2 separate regions of the Homo sapiens genome follow, and region 1 is linked to region 2. A link is a loop called in an ENCODE intact Hi-C map of the cell type or tissue named here. Cell type or tissue: tibial artery. All regions are shown on one strand.

Region 1 (8,000 bases), 610 kb before region 2:
CCTGTGGGAGATCCCCTGAGACCTCCTGCAGATGCCCATGGGAGCCAACACTGTATCTTTAAGAAGATGAGCATGAAGCCAGGATGGAGAGAAGAGTGTGGTGCCCTCACCCATCAGGGGCAAGTAACCAGGTATAATAGTTTTCATGCTGCTGATAAAGACATACCTGAGACTGGGCAATTTCCAAAAGAAAGAAGTTTATTGTACTTACAGTTCCACGTGGCTGGGGAGGCCTCACAATCATGGTGAAAGGTGAAGGTGAAAAGCCCGTGGTGAAAGGTGAAGGTGAAAAGCCCGTCTCACATGGCAGCAGACAAGAGAAGAGAGTTTGTGCAGGGAAACTCCCCCTTATAAAACCATCAGATCTCGTGAGACTTATTCACTACCACGAGAACAGCATGGAAAAGACCTGCCCCCATGATTCAATTACCTCCCACCAAGTCCCTCCCACAACACGTGAGAATTCAAGATGAGATTTGGGTGGAGACCCATCCAAACAATATCATTCCGCCCTGGCCTCTCCCAAATCGCATGTCCTCACATTTCAAAACCAATCATGCCTTCCCAGTAGTCCCCCAAAGTCTTATTTCAGCATTAACTCAAAAGTCCACAGTCCAAAGTCTCATCCGAGACAAGGCAAGTCCCTTCCTCCTATGAGCCTGTAAAATCAAAATCAAGTTAGTTACTTCCTAGATGCAATGGAGATACAGGCATTGGGTAAATACAGCCATTCCAAATGGGAGAAATTGGCCAAAACAAAGGGGTGACAGGCCCCATGCAAGTCTGAAATCTAGTGGGCAGTCAAATCTTAAATCTCCAAAATTGTCTCCCTTGACTCCATGTCTCACACCGAGGTCACATTGATGCACGAGATGGGCTCCCATGGCCTTGGGTAGTTTCACCCCTGTGGCTTTGCGGTCCCCCATCTGGCTGCTTTCACTAGCTGGCGTTGAATGTCTGTGGCTTCTCCATGTGCAAGCTATCGGTGGATCTACCATTCTGGAGTCTGGAGGACGGTAGCCCTCTTCTTACAGCTCCACTAGGTGGTGACCCGGTAGGGACTCTGTTGAGGCTCCCACCCCACATTTGCCTTCTGCACTGCCCTAGCAGAGGTTCTCCATGAGGGACCTGCCCCTGCAGCAAACTTCTGCCTGGGCATCCAGGCATTTTCATACATCCTCTGAAATCTACGCAGAGGTTCCCTAACCTCAATTCTTGAACATGTGGGAATTCAAGATGAGATCTGGGTGGGGACACAGCCAAACCATATGACCAGGCTTTGAATCCACACAACATAGAAGCTGCCAAGGCTTGGGGCTTCCACCATCTGAAGCAATAGCCCAAGCTGTGCCTTGGCCCCTTTTAGTCATCGCTGGAGCAGCTGAGATGCAGGGCATCAAGTCCCTAGACTGCATACAGCACAGGGACCCTGGGCCCAGCCCATGAAACCATTTTTTCCTCCTAAACCTGAGGGCCTGTTATGGGAGGGACTGCCACAAAGGTCTCTGACATGTCCTGGAGACATTTTCCCTATTGTCTTGGTGATTAACATGCAGCTCCTCGTTACGCAAATTTCTGCAGCCAGCCTGAATTTCTCCTCAGAAAATGGGATTTTCTTTTCTATCACATTGTCAGGCTGCAAGCTTCCCAAACTTTTATGCTCTGCTTCCCATTTAAAACTGAATGCTGTCTGGGTGCGGTGGCTCACACCTGTAATTCCAGCATGTTGGGAGGCTGAGGCAGGTGGATCACCTGAAGTCAGGAGCTTGACACTAGCCTGGCCAACATGGTGAAATGCTGTCTCTACTAAAAATACAAAAAATTAGCTGGGCATGGTGGCGCACGCCTGTAATCCCAGCTACTTCAAAGGCTGAGGCAGGAGAATCGCTTGAACCTGGGAGGCAGAGGTTGCAGTGAGCTGAGATCATGCCACTGCACTGCAGCCTGGGTGACAGAGTGAGACTCTGTCTTAAAAAAACAAAAAAACCAAAAAACCCAAGTCACTTCTCCAATGCTTTGCTGCTTAGAAATTTCTTCCAGCAAATACCCTAAATCATCTCTCTCAAGTTCAAAGCTCCACAAATCTCTAGGGTAGGGGCAAAATCCTGTCCCTCTCTTTGCTAAAACATAACAAGAGTCACCTTTGCTCCAGTTCCCAACAAGTTCCTCAATTCCATCTGAGACCACCTCAACCTGGATTTCATTGTCCATATCATTATCAGCATTTTGGTCAAAGCCATTCGACAAGTCTCTGGGGAGTTCCAAACTTTCCCACATTTTCCTGTCTTCTTCTGAAGCCTCCAAACTGTTCCAATCCCTGCCTATTACCCACTTCCAAAGTCGCTTTCAATTTTTTGGGTATCTTTTCAGCAGCACCCCACTGCTGGGACCAATTTACTATATTAGTCAGTTTTCACATTGCTGATAAAGACATACCCGAGACTGGGCAATTTACAGAAGAAAGAGGTTTATTGGACTTACAGTTTTACATGGCTGGGGAGGCCTCACAGTCATGGCAGAAGGTGAAAGGCATGTCTCACATGGCAGCAGACAAGAGAAGAGAGCTTGTGCAGGGAAACTCCCCCTTATGAAACCATCAAATCTCATAAGACTTATTCACTGTCACGAGAACAGCATGGGAAAGACCTGCCCCCATGATTCAATTACCTCCCACTGATTCCCTCCTGCAACATGTGGGAATTCAAGATGAGATTTGGGTGGGGACACAGCCAAACCATATGACCAGGCTTTGAATCCAAACCTTTGTCTGCACTTGTGAAAGTCTTGTCAGTCACCTGTGGTTTTTATCCATTTTTGATAGCTAAAGGAGTTAATGTCTTGAAACTCATGGCAGGATGTAAAATACCTATGCTTGTCAGCAAGTTGTGGGAGCACTTTATGAATACGTGGAACTTCAGTGGACAATCATTTCAAGAGACTATAGAGTTCTGGAGATTTTTTTCCCCCAACATCGGGGTGAGATAAACCTGAAAAAATCCTGTCACCATATAGATTCAAATTCTTAATATGTAATGACCTAAGGTGTAAATATCCACATTTAGATAAACCAGATATTTTGTTCTCTTGCCATTTAAAAATACCTCTATTATATTAGGAGTACTTTCCTACTTAATTACTGTTACATCTTCATGAAAATATGGTCCTACACATCAACTGACACTCCTGAATGGAAGAAGACAGTAATTCTTTTTGTCACTCATTTGTGTTGGAGCTCTAATTTGCTCTTTGGTGAGACAGTTGGAGTGTTCTAGTCAGCAATTAGACTTTAATAAGCAGAGGCTGGGCACTGTGGTTCACGCCTGTAATCTTAGCACTTTGGGAGGCCGAGGCAGGTGGATGGATCACTTGAGGTCAGGAGTTCAAGACCAGCCTGGCCAATATGGTGAAACCCCGTCTCTACTAAAAATACAAAAATTAGCCGGGTGGTGGCATGCGCCTATAATCCCAGCTACTCGGAAGGTTAAGGCAGGAGGAGAATCGCTTGAACCCAAGAGGCTGAGGTTGCAGTGAGCTGAGATTGCCCACCACTGCACTCCAGCCTGGGCAACAGAGTGAGACTCTGTCTCAAAAAAAAAAAAAAAGAAAATAAAAGAAAAAACAAAAATTAGCAAGCAGAGAACATCCTCCAGCTTTTGAGCATCAAGGGCACCAAGAATCTCTGCATGCTTCTCCACAATTCCCCACTAGAGGGAGCACTGGCTCTTTTATTTTTCCCTTCTCCCGCTCTTCTCCCTTCCAGCAGTTTATCTTTGACTGGAGGTCCCCTAAAATGTTTAATCTTGCAAGTTGACACTTGCAGCTAAATCCTAACCTAAACTCTGATTTCAAGCAAGTGTAAGTGTTGTAGGAAAGATGTATATATTTTAAAGAACCCAAGAAAGGGAGTTACCGAAGTCTCCTGTAGGCCTATTCTAAAAGGTTTCCTCCTCCATCCAATGTAAATTTCACACTGACAAATCTGTCATAAAATTCCTTGAGATGATTTGGCCTTAAAAACAATATACATATTCTGTATATTTCCAGTTTTCAGTCGAGAAATATTTTGAGTAATATTTCATTGTGTCCATTTGAAGTAATATCTGTGTGAGAGATGAGCAATTCGAAATTCAGATCCTGCTTTATCTCAACAGCACAACTGCTTTAGACACTTCTCAGTGAATCCAGCTTTTTTCCCTGTTAGAGAAATGGGAGAAAGGAGGTATTTGGGAAAGTCACTAGATCCTCTGGCCAAGAGAAGCTTCTCAGCTCAGCAAGTAATAATGTCCCACAAACTGAGGTCCCCATTGTTTCTTTTTGTTGGTTTGTTTATTTGTTTTGAGATGGAGGCTGGCTTTGTCGCGCAGGCTGGAGTGCAGTGGTGTGATCTCGGCTCACTGCAACCTTTGCCTCTTGGGTTCAAGCGATTTTTGTACCTCAGCCTCCCAAGTAGCTGGGATTACAAGCATGTGCCACCACGCCCGGCTAATTCTTCTATTTTTAGTAGAGACTGGGTTTTACCATGTTGGCCAGGCTGGTATTGAACTCCTGCCCTCGAGAGATCTGCCCGCCTCGACCTCCCAAAGTTCTCGGATTACAGGAGTGAGCCACCGCACCCAGCCCCATTGTTTCTAGAGCACAGGCAAGGCTGGGAAATTCAGTTTCTAATCTTAAACTCCCCTTTGCTTAGATAACAGCTTTCTAGCTTTCACCAGACCCTGGATTCCCAGTAATAATGCATCCTTCAGACCCTTTAAGCCTCTGGACTGTCTTCAAATAAAATACTGGAAATTGCAGAGGTCTGACTCCCTCTCATCCCAGCCCACCCTCCTCCAGGTACACAGACCTCCTATAAACTGAGGTTCCTTCCGAGGGCTGTTAGGCAAACTTCTGAGGTTTTTAGGAGTTAGATATGTGAGTGGCTTTATCTGAGACAATTCTACAAGAACATGAACATACTAAATGTTGAGGATGAGAATGAAGGCCTTTGCCTCCACAGCCTGCAGAAGCCATCTGGAAGCTGCCAATGGTGGGGACCGAGGCTGAGGCTGGCTCCTAGAAGTTTTCATCCTCTTATGCTTTCACTGCTCCTAGCTGGCAGCACATCTTCCACCCAAGAACCTCAATGCCAAAACCACTCAGAGTCTGACTGCTTCTTGCCAGGAGACCTATGAGACCCCTCTAGGAGATAAGAATGAAAAGATCTGATTTCCAACTTCTCTGCAATTTGGTCTTCTTAGATAAGTAAATGATGATCAATGCTGTTCAGAAAAATTCAGAAGAAAACTTCAGAGAAATTCCTAGAGCTGCAGTTGCTTACCAGTTCTGTAAATAGTAAGGATTTACCCAACATCAGTCTTGTTTGGTAATTAGATTAGTGAAAAAATCCTCACTGCCAGCTCCATTAGGAAAGTGAAGCCAAGGACTTAAGACTTTTAATAAAATAGCCACAGTAACAATAGTTCCCCTGCTGTTATCTGTCTGTCAGCTTCAATCCTAAACTTTTTCAGCTGCCTGGCTGATCTCTGACATAGGGCCAGGTAGCTATCATCCTTGCTACTGAAAGAATCCCTTACCTAGCCATTGAAAGCCACACCAAAATTCCAAGTAAATAAACCACCACAGTTCTTGACATTTTAGTCAGCCCCGTCTATATCGTCTTTAGTATTATTTATGGTAGGCTCAAACTGGGCATGACGGTACGTTCCCAGCTACTTGGGAGGCTGAGGTGGGAGGATCGCTTGAGCCTAGGAGTTTGAGGACAGCCTAGGCAAGATAGCGAGACCTCATTTCTGTAAAGAAAATATGTAACACACACACACACACACGGCAGCACCCTGTTTTAACCAACTCCCTCCACATCAGTATTTCTCAAAGTATGAGCCTCAGAGCATGGCCACCAATTCAACTGGGCCACAGGCCAGGCCTAGTCAATGTTTCTTCATCAGACTCTGGGTTAGGGCTTAGGAATCCACAGGTCAGGAAGTCCCACGGGTGATTCTTCCAGGTATCTACGTGTGAGGACCACTGCCCCGGGAAAAATTCTCCTTGCTGGATATCATGAAGGAAACTGGAGGCCTGGGGAATTGCCCCCCATCACTCAGCAAGTCTGGTGGTATCGACGGCCTAGTCCTTGTGTTCCTGATTCTGTCCTTGGGCTTTTAGAGTCCAGAGAATGGGGGAGATTTATAGTCCAGAAAATTCATAGGAACCCTTCATGCATAGAACAGGTATGGTGCCCATTTGCCAAGAGGTAAAGCCATCTCTGGAATTTCTATTTTAAAATGCCACTTCCAGGTATCTCAGAACTCAGAGCAAAGAGACTACCACACAATACACAGCAGGCCTGGGGCTGGAGCCTGTCACTCTTCTCTGGCTGTGTCCAAAGTAGCTGATGCTGGTGCAGCCACAACCCCAGCCAATCGCACTCACTCCTCATCACTGGAGTCCTCCTTAGTGCGCCTCACCCTGAGCATTGATCCTTTAAGTAAATAATTCATCATGATGAAAGTCAGCAAGACACTGCGTCCTCCATCACTGACTGTGGATCGGAATTCGGCCGGCTAAGCAGACACTATATTAGGCACTCCCAGAACCAAAAGCACCAAGCGAAGCCTGCCTTATGTGGTTTGACCCCAGAGCTCAGGAAAACAGAAGCAGGTGAGAAATCCCTTCCATGGCCTTTTATCTCTCTCCCTTCTTCCTCGTCCCCAGGCCACCTGGAAGGAGGGAGTCGGTGAACCATCTCTTTTCCTGCTGCTCTCTTTAGCAGGCCTTCGAACTTCACTGCCCTTGCAGACCCAAGTTTTCCACATTACCAAGCCCAGCCTGGCCACCCAGGCACACAGATTTGAGAAAAAGAGGGTGCCTCCCTCCATCCCTACCTTCCTGGAGGGATAAAGGCAGAAGCAGGAGACACCCCTGGGAAGCAAGAGCAAGGCCCCAGGGTGCCTAGGACAGGGCCTCACCTTTGCCTTTGAAGCTTATCCTTGCTATCGCAGGCTGCGCCTGCACTCCTGGCCTGCAGTGGCCCGGTGGCCTGGCTACCCCTGAACCTCTGCCGTCTCCTTTCTGCTGTCTGTGTGTTTCTGGGGCAAAACCAAGCTCTCAGGTCAACCTCAGCTACTCAGCCTTCTAAGCAGTTTCCAGAAAGCAGGAAGTAGCAGGAAATGCTCCCTAGACTGTCTCATTTGCATGAGCCCCGCCCACCTTTGTCAAGGACGTTTGTTTTCCGTGACCCTCCTTCCAATCTGACTTCTTTCATTATCCCCCACCCACTGCACTCACTCCTTAGCTCAGTAAAACTCGAGTCCCTAATGCCCTCCCAACAATAATAATTTAATTAAATAATTTGTCGCAATAGAAGTCAGCAGAGTACTTGGGAAATGGCATCTTCCATCACTGACTACTGGCAATTGGCCAGACACCAAAACCAAAAGCTGCAGGGCAATCCTGCCTTATGTGGTTTGACCCTGAAGGTCAGGGTTGCCCCTACTCTCACTGGTGGCCTCTCTCATGCCCAGCAAACTCCTTCCAACAAGGGTCCCCTTGCCTATTTTCAGTGGTGGTTTAAACTCTGTGCCCCCCACTTCTGATGGGGCCCTGACATCTGAACTTGTCCCCCTGTATGGTGTTGGCTCCCACAAAGGGGCCTCCTCATGCTTGGCTGGGGACCGTCCACCCCTGGACACTGCTCAGCTCTGCACAGAAGCCAGGATTGAAAGACATCCTCCAGACTGTAGAAAATTGCCCCCATCCCCAGGGCATGTTCTGCATTTCTCAGTGCCATCCTGCTCACAGATTTGGGTGGTCTGGGAACTCCCCAAACCTTTCCATCCACATTGCACTCCTGTCTTCCCTAGAGACACTTGGCCACCACTGAAGATAATGATGGTGGTGACGATTTCATGCCAAATATATTTCATTTAATCTTTATGACAATATTAAAGGTAGTAGACATACCTCCATTTTTCAGGTAAAGAAACTGAGAGGCTCAGAGGGGT
Region 2 (8,000 bases):
TCATAATCAGGAGAGAGGCCTATCAGCAAGGACTCAGAAGTAAATAAAGTATAGATGTGAACAAAATGTGCAATGTAGGCAAAATTACATGGCTATATAATAAGTTAGTTAAATATACTCTGTGTCCTGAGAAATGGGTACTAATACACTATGTACTTTCTTCACCAACATATCATAATGAAAATTTATTTCATACAGAAAATGAAAGCATGTGAGCTAGAATAAATTTTTAGTCTTTATATTTTTTATTTTATGATGTCACAGATCATTGAAAATTAGCACCAAGGACATCTGGTCCAACAGATTTATTTTATTTTATTTTATTTATTTTATTTTATTTTATTATTTTATTATTTATTTTATTTTATTTTATATTTTATTTTATTTTATTTATTGAGACAGAGCCTCACTCTGTTGCCCAGGCTGGAGTGCGGTGGCATGATCCTGGCTCACTGCAACTTCTGCTTCCCACGTTCAAGCGATTCTCCTGCCTCAGCCTCCTGAGTAGCTGGGATTACAGGCGCGTGCCACCACACCCAGCTAATTTTTGTATTTTTGGTTGAGATGGGGTTTCACCATGTTGGCCAGGCTGGTCTTGATCTCCTGACCTCAGGTGATCCGCACCCCCCTCGGCCTCCCAAAGTGCTGGTATTACAGACTTTAGCCACTGAGCCTGGCCAACTGATTAATGTTATAGAGAAAATTGAGAGCCCAAAGAAGTTAAATAAACTGTGACAGCAGAGTCAGGACTAGACTACAGGACCATTAAATCCTAGCACCAAAGCTCTCTTTCTCTCACCCTTATCTCAGCCTAGCTGCTTAGTAATGCATTTACTGGTCTTCCTAACATATAGAAGAACTTTTGGGTCATTACTTGAATAGCTTAGATTATTTTTATTTTGCTTTTTGTTTTTTGTATTTTAGGTTCAGGGATACATGTGCAAGTTTGTTATATAGGTAGACTGTGTGTCACAGGGGTTTTTTGTACAAATAATTTTGTCACTTGGGTAATAAACATATTACCTGATTGGTATTCTTTTGTGATTCCCTCCCTCCTCCCCACTTCCCCCTCAAGTAGGCCCCAGTGTCTGTTGTTCCCCTTCTAGTATCCATGTGTTCTTGTTGTTTAGCTCCCACTTATAAGTGGGAACATTGTGTATTTGGCATTTTGTTCTGTGTTAGTTTACTTAAGATAATGGCCTCCAGCTCCATCCACGTCCCTGCAAAAGATATGATCTCATTCTTTTTTATGGCTGCATAGGTTTCCATAGTATATATGTACCATATTTTATTTATCCAGTCAACCACTGATGGGCATTTAGGTTGATTCCATGTCTTTGCTATTGTGAGTAGTGCTGCGATGAACATAAACATACATATGTCTTTATCTTTCAAAACTATATAATAAATTCTGAAAATATGCCTTTCTTCTTAATCTGTTTCTTCATGCTAAACAGATAAGATTAAAATCATAGCTGCATTTCAAGAAATTGTCTGCAATCCTTCATTTTCTCCAGTAGATGTAAATTTTTATGTGGCCAGACTGTGCAGTGAACAAGCAAAAATAGGGAAAACTGAGCTTCAGGTCTAAATTAAAGCGAACGAAGACTGATGGTAAATGTAGCATTACTATATTAAAAAAAATAAATGTAGTATTTAATCTTAAAAATAAAATGTTAGGTAAAAATAGCAAATTGCAGAAGGCTATGTAGGGTTTTGTGTGGATCTGTCTTCACTTGGTAGAAGATAGCTGAGATCCACTCTCTCCCTGATCACCTATGAGATTCCTTAATCCTTTCCCCTTCTGCAGAGAACTCTGTGAATTAAGTACATGATATGAAATTAATGTCAAATCTGGGATCCATAATCTTATATTACTTCTTCCCCCTCATTTATTTGAATATTTAAAACAATGTATTCTTTAACTCATAACTATATCTTTTCCTGATAATGTGAACTTGATATTTAAATTCTACTTTCCGTCTTGAAGTTCTGTCACCTACACCAAGTTCTGTGTTTGGCTACTCTATTTGTAGTTTGTAGAATCAAAAATATGTTGTCTATAATTTTGTTGCTGTTTGAATTCGAAGTTTGTTCTTCTGATTCCACCATTCATTAGTTTCCTTAAGCAGATAAGTAAATCAGTTATATAGTCAGTTTATTATATCACAGTGAATACTAGGGGACGTATGCAATTGTATTTGTGTTTAGGGAGCATCTTAAACTTTGAACTATTTATGTTAAATTTCTAGAATTCCTTTCTTCTGATGGAATGATTTGAGGCTAAGGTAGGATTTTTGAAAAACAATGACTTTCATTCAAAATTTATCTACTCAACCAAGCAAATGAAAAGGGGCAGCGAAGGAAAAATAAAAATGGGAATGGTAGATGGCAGAAGAAACTGAGAACACAGAAGAAAGCGGTAGGTTTGGAGTGGAAAAATTAAACTAAAAGAAGGCAAGATGAAGAAAAAAATGTACCCTAAATGAACAAATTGCAAATTTAATGGCATCTAGAAATATAAACTGAGGTTAAGTTTCTAAATTATAGTCAGTCCCAAGGTTTAGATCTGCAATCCCAGGAATGGTTAGTTTTTTTTTTTTGTTGTTTTTTTTTTTTTTTTTTTTTTTTGAGACAAGCTTTGTTGCTCAGGCTGGTGTGCAGTGACATGGTCACTGCAACCTCAACCTCCTGAGCTCAAGCAATTCTCCCACCTCAGCCTCTTGAATAGCTGGGACTACAGGTGTGCGCCACCGCACCTGGCTAATTTTTGTATTTTTAGTAGAGATGGGGTTTCATATGTTGCCCAGGCTGGTCTGGAACTCCTGAGCTCAAGTGATCTGCATACCTCCTCCCAAAATGTTGGGATTACAGGCGTGAGCCACCCTGCCTGGTGGAGAGTTAACTTTAAAGATCACCTACCCAGAGGCCAGTTCTACTACTCTGTGGCTGATTCCTGTCTTTTTCTTCTATTCACTAGCTCTTTTGGGGCACAGTGACATTTCTCAGAGGTAGAAAGCTACCAGCAATATAGTTTTCTACTTTTCCAAAAGGAAAACATACCATATTCCTGTCTAGTGGTAAATTTTCTTGCTTTTAGTAGAGTTATTTCATTATAGAACTCTGAAAATGGTAGCTATGAAAATAGCCAAGATGTCGCAAATGAAGAATCTTTGTTTCCGATTTAAAAATTGGAATAGGAAATGATAGGATGTTAAGAAAAATAATAAATGTTTCCCTTCCTCTCCTTGGCAAATCAAATGCCCAGTTATCAAAGAATGCAAGAAAATATTGCCTACATGAGCAGAACTGTTTCTAAATAAAATGTCTGGCATGTAAATGCTGCATCAGTTCCTAATTAAGAATTCTGTAAATAAAGCTTTGCTCTTCATCTCCTGTTTTCGTTGGAAACTTCCATCAGAGATAGTGACTGGTGTGAAGCAGTGGAGACACCCAGTGGCTACTGTGGTTAACCACCGCAATGGTACATTTCATGCTGCGTTTCCTGTTTCTTGTTTTAGATGTGTCTATTTCCTTTTGAAAATATGACACTAAGTACCTCTAAATAGAAATTTAATAATGTAATAGTAATTGTGAAATTAATGACTTGAATATTACTCACAAATTAGGCCTTAATCTGAAGGATGGAAGGATTTGTGAATAAGCAACATTTAAAAATACAGTAAAAGAAAAATATTCAATCTTGCCTAATTCATTTTTAAAAATCATAGTTTTTCAAAACATAAAGGTAGATCCATTTTATTGAAGTAAAAATTTTGATTTAGGAAAGGATTTTATATAGAAATTAACACTTGAAATTTGAAATTTAAACTTGAAAATGTCTCTCTGACTTCACCCAAACTGTCAACAAATAAAATACATTAGTTCAAAATGTAAGGGCTATGAAGAGAATCTGGTTGTTCTTGTAAAATGTATATTTTATTATTATTTTTTAAAAGGCTCAAACTGAGAAATAATGCCAAGACTTGCTACTGAATGAAGGAATAAATGAACTTAAAATTTCTTTTAAATAGCTTTTTTTTTTAATCAAAATAGTAAAATGAGTTCACTTAGAAAAAGTAGAAAATATAAACAAAAAGAAATAAAATGCCCACTACAATTTCACTCCACACTTTGGTTTATATAGTTCTAGAAATTCTTCTTAATGCATGGAATATATATATATATAATTTTTTTTGAGATGGAGTTTCGCTCTTGTTGCCCAGGCTGGAGTGCAATGGTGCGACCATGGCTCACCACAACCTCTGCCTCCTGGTTTCAAGTAATTCTCCTGCCTCAGCCTCCCAAGTAGCTGGGATTACAGGCATGTGCCACCACTCCCAGCTAATTTTGTATTTTTAGTAGAGACAGGGTTTCTCCATGTTGGTCAGACTGGACTCGAACTCCCAACCTCAAGTGATCCGCCGGCCTCGGCCTCCCAAAGTGCTGGGATTACAGGCGTGAGCCACCGCACCCGGCCCATACCTGATTTTTAAAAGCCTATGAAACAGCAATCTAAAAATGGTTTTTGTTCATGATAAGTAAAAATGAGATTGTGTATACAAAATGGAGATTCTAAGGGAAATATGAAAAGACTGGAAACTAGGCTGGCTGTGGTGGCTCATGCCTGTAATCCCAGCATTTTGTGGTCCAAGGTGGGTGGATGGCTTGAGCCCAGGAGTTCAAGACCAGCCTTGGCAACAGGACAAAACCCTATCTCTACAAAAAATAAATAAAAAAAAATTAGCCGGGCATGGGGTCATGCGCCTGTAGCCCCAGCTACTCAGGAGGCTGAGGTGGGAGGATCACTTGAGCCCAGAAGGATGAGGCTGCAGTGAGCTGTGATCGTGACACTGCACTCCAGCCTGGGTGACAGAGTGAGACTCCATCTCAAAAAAGAAACAAAACAAAACAAAATGAAACAAAAATAAAGAAAGAGTGAAAGGAAAAAAGAAACTAATATATATATAAATGGTGGGAATCAAAAAGTGTCATCTCTCAAATGAATCTGAGCAAAATTGAGTCTCAAGTTAAGCTGAGACTTCTTTTCTTTCTTTAAGCTTATTTACCACCATTGATTCCCTGGCATCCTTAGAAATTTAGGTGGTTTATAAAGAGGATGCCTCAACATTTTCCCTTCCTGAAGTATGCTATGAACTGTAATTTTGGGTGAAAGTGAATAAAAGATGGTTATGTTAACCAAAGAATGACTTTCACAGACACAAGAGAAAAGCTACAAACATATAATAATTATAGAAGATTCTAGTTATATGTGCAATAACAACTAGTACATTAAAATACTGAGTTTGGCGGAGAAGGAGTTAGCAGGAAAATGGCCTCTGGTATGACCAACCATTAAATGAGAGAGGAATGTGTACAAGAGACAAGACAGGTACAATGCTGAAATTCCTATGGGTTTTCTCCGTTTTGCCGAGTAGATACCAAACAGGTTTATCAGGGATGCTGCTTTTAGCTGCATGACATTCCTAACAGATGTGTAAAGACCGATGCCCCCCCATTGCTTCTAAACTTTGTACCCATGATGCTTCTGTGGCTTTTTCCTTAACTCTTTTTGCCAAATCTCCTCCTGAATGTGGCTCAGACTCTCCCAGACATATTACTATTATTGCTCACAAGATAGAGGATGTAAAATGGGCATACAAAACCCTATAGAACTGCATGCTCTTAAATAGAAATACTGTGAATAAAAGTCAAGGGCAGCCGGGCGCGGTGGCTTACGCCTGTAATCCCAGCACTTTGGGAGGCTGAGGCGGGTGGACTGCTTGAGGCCAGGAGTTTGAGACCAGCCTGGCCAAATGGTGAAACCCCATCTCTACTAAAAATACAAAAAAAATTAGCCAGGCGTGGTGGCTCATGGCTGTGATCCTAGCTACCTGGGAGGCTGAGACACAAGAATTGCTTGAACCCGGGAGGCGGAGTTGCAATGAGCTGAGATCGCGCCACTGCACTCCAGCCTGGGTGACAGAGAGAGACCTTGTCAGAAAGAAAGAGAGAAAGAGAGAGAGAGAGAGACAGAAAAGAAAGAAAAGAAAGAAAGGAGTCAAGGGCTTTAGTATCAACAGCTCTATCAATTACTAACTGTCGAACTTAGGCAGGTAACTTCCCTACAGCTCATTTCCCTCTGTAAACTAAGTATTATAATTTAGTCCGTAATATTTATTGTTGCTCTGCAAAAAGGATTGTGCTAGGCAACAATGATATTGAAATGGCTAAGGCACAATATCTAGCCTCAGGGAGCACATAGTCTAGTGAGGGAGACAGACTTAAGTCATTACCAGCCAGGGGTGGTGGCTCACCCTTGTAATCCCAGCACTTTGGGAGGCCAAGGCAGGCAGATCACCTGAGATCAGGGGTTTGAGACCAGCCTGGCCAAAATAGCAAAACCCCATCTCTAAAAAAATACAAAAATTAGCCGGGTGTGGTGGCACATGCCTGTAGTCCCAGCTACTCGGGAGGCTGAGGCAGGAGAATCGCTTGAACCTGGGAGGTGGAGGTTGCAGTGAGCCGAGATCACGCCACTGCACTACAACCTGGGAAAGAGAGCAAGACTCCATCTCAAAAAAAAAAAAAAAGTCATTACCATATAGTAAATGCATTATTAGATTTCACAGTGTCTAAGGACAGGATAGGACAAGTTTGAAAGTGGAGAGACTCAGGGCTTATCTTAAAGGGATTCAAAGAGATCATCATAAAACACCTAGCACACTCCACATCTGTAATAGGAACTCCACTAATGTTAAGTTGTTTTATCCTAATTACACATTCTTGCAACAGAACTGAGCATTTTAGTACTGGACAATATCAAAGTTGTAAAACATAAATCTCTTCAGGGAGATAAACTCCTGCATTCTTTAAAAATGAATGTTACAAACATTATACTCAGGAAGCTGTCCCATTACTCTCTAAAGCCTGAAATTTAACAAGTTTTCTTAGTCAAAGCTAGCTTGCTTTTTCAAAGATTCAACCAACTTTACAAACCATAGGGAGTCATGAAAGGAAATACACAAAAAAACTAAGATGGAGAAAAAATGCAAACTCAGCCAAGATTTTTCTCAAGAACTTTGGCCTTTTCTCTTCACCAGTTATATAACTATTTAAAATGTGTTATGCATGTTTTTGGAAAATTTTCAAGATAAGACAGGAAGTATAAAAGTTTGTAACTCTGGAGTGCTAAATCCTTAGAATGAATGAAGGAAATGGGTTTCTAGCATGTAGTATTTGAAGTACTTGACTTAGCTGTCATTCCCTATTCCTTACCCTTGTCAATCAAACTAACCAGTTATTCTGCTGATCCTAGATCTGGCCTCAGAACTTTAACAAAATTAATTAGGAAGGTACTACCAACATAAAGAAGTTGCTGTAGATACTGGAAGTGACATGGGAAGAGACAGTGGGAGTGTGATGAAAAAGAATGAGGTTGTTGTTAATAATGGCAGTGGGGACACAGACATTGATATGGGGAAGGTAGATATGTATGCCTGGTCATTTGGGGTCCATCTTATTTCCTGGGGCACAGCTGGGTCTCTTTTCCCAGTTGCCAAACTGAAGGAGTCTCAGCTGGGCCTGAGGAAGGGCAGTAGATGAGGTTTTGGCCAGGCGCGGTGGCTCATGCCTGTAATCCCAGCACTTTGGGAGGCCAAGGCAGGCGGATCATGAGGTCAGGAGTTCGAGACCAGCCCGACCAACATAGTGAAACCCCGTCTCTATTAAAAATCCAAAAAAAAAAAAAATTAGCCAGGTTTGGTGGCGGGCACTTGTTATCCAAGCTACTTGGGAGGCTGAGGCAAGGAGAATTACTTGAACCTGGGAGGCGGAGGTTGCAGTGAGCCGAGATAGTGCCACTGCACTCCAGCCTGGGCAACAGTGCAAGACTCCATCTCAAAAAAAAAAAAAGTAGATGAAGTTTTAAGGAAGGTATACTCTGGGAAAATGTGAGGAAAAGCTGGAAAAGACTAAGGAAAGGAAGAATCCTGTCAAAG

Evidence for each region. Peaks named below come from ENCODE experiments on the same cell type or tissue, not always from the same donor. Only the 100,000 strongest peaks of a DNase experiment are listed, where the experiment ranks them.
Region 1: a loop joins it to region 2, with 6 times the contacts of the local background. A loop is called at or near these places in 4 of 110 quality-filtered maps.

The regions. Positions count from the first base shown.
Region 1 is chr7:36,314,930-36,322,929 of GRCh38, reverse strand. No RefSeq gene overlaps it. Among named protein-coding and RNA genes, the nearest start is that of MATCAP2, 48 kb to the left of the region's middle. In tibial artery, a CTCF peak has its summit at 3,735 (motif pointing right); no DNase peak of the experiment used is centred here.
Region 2 is chr7:35,705,100-35,713,099 of GRCh38, reverse strand. No RefSeq gene overlaps it. Among named protein-coding and RNA genes, the nearest start is that of LINC03013, 7.3 kb to the left of the region's middle. In tibial artery, a CTCF peak has its summit at 3,459; a DNase peak (open chromatin) is centred at 3,457.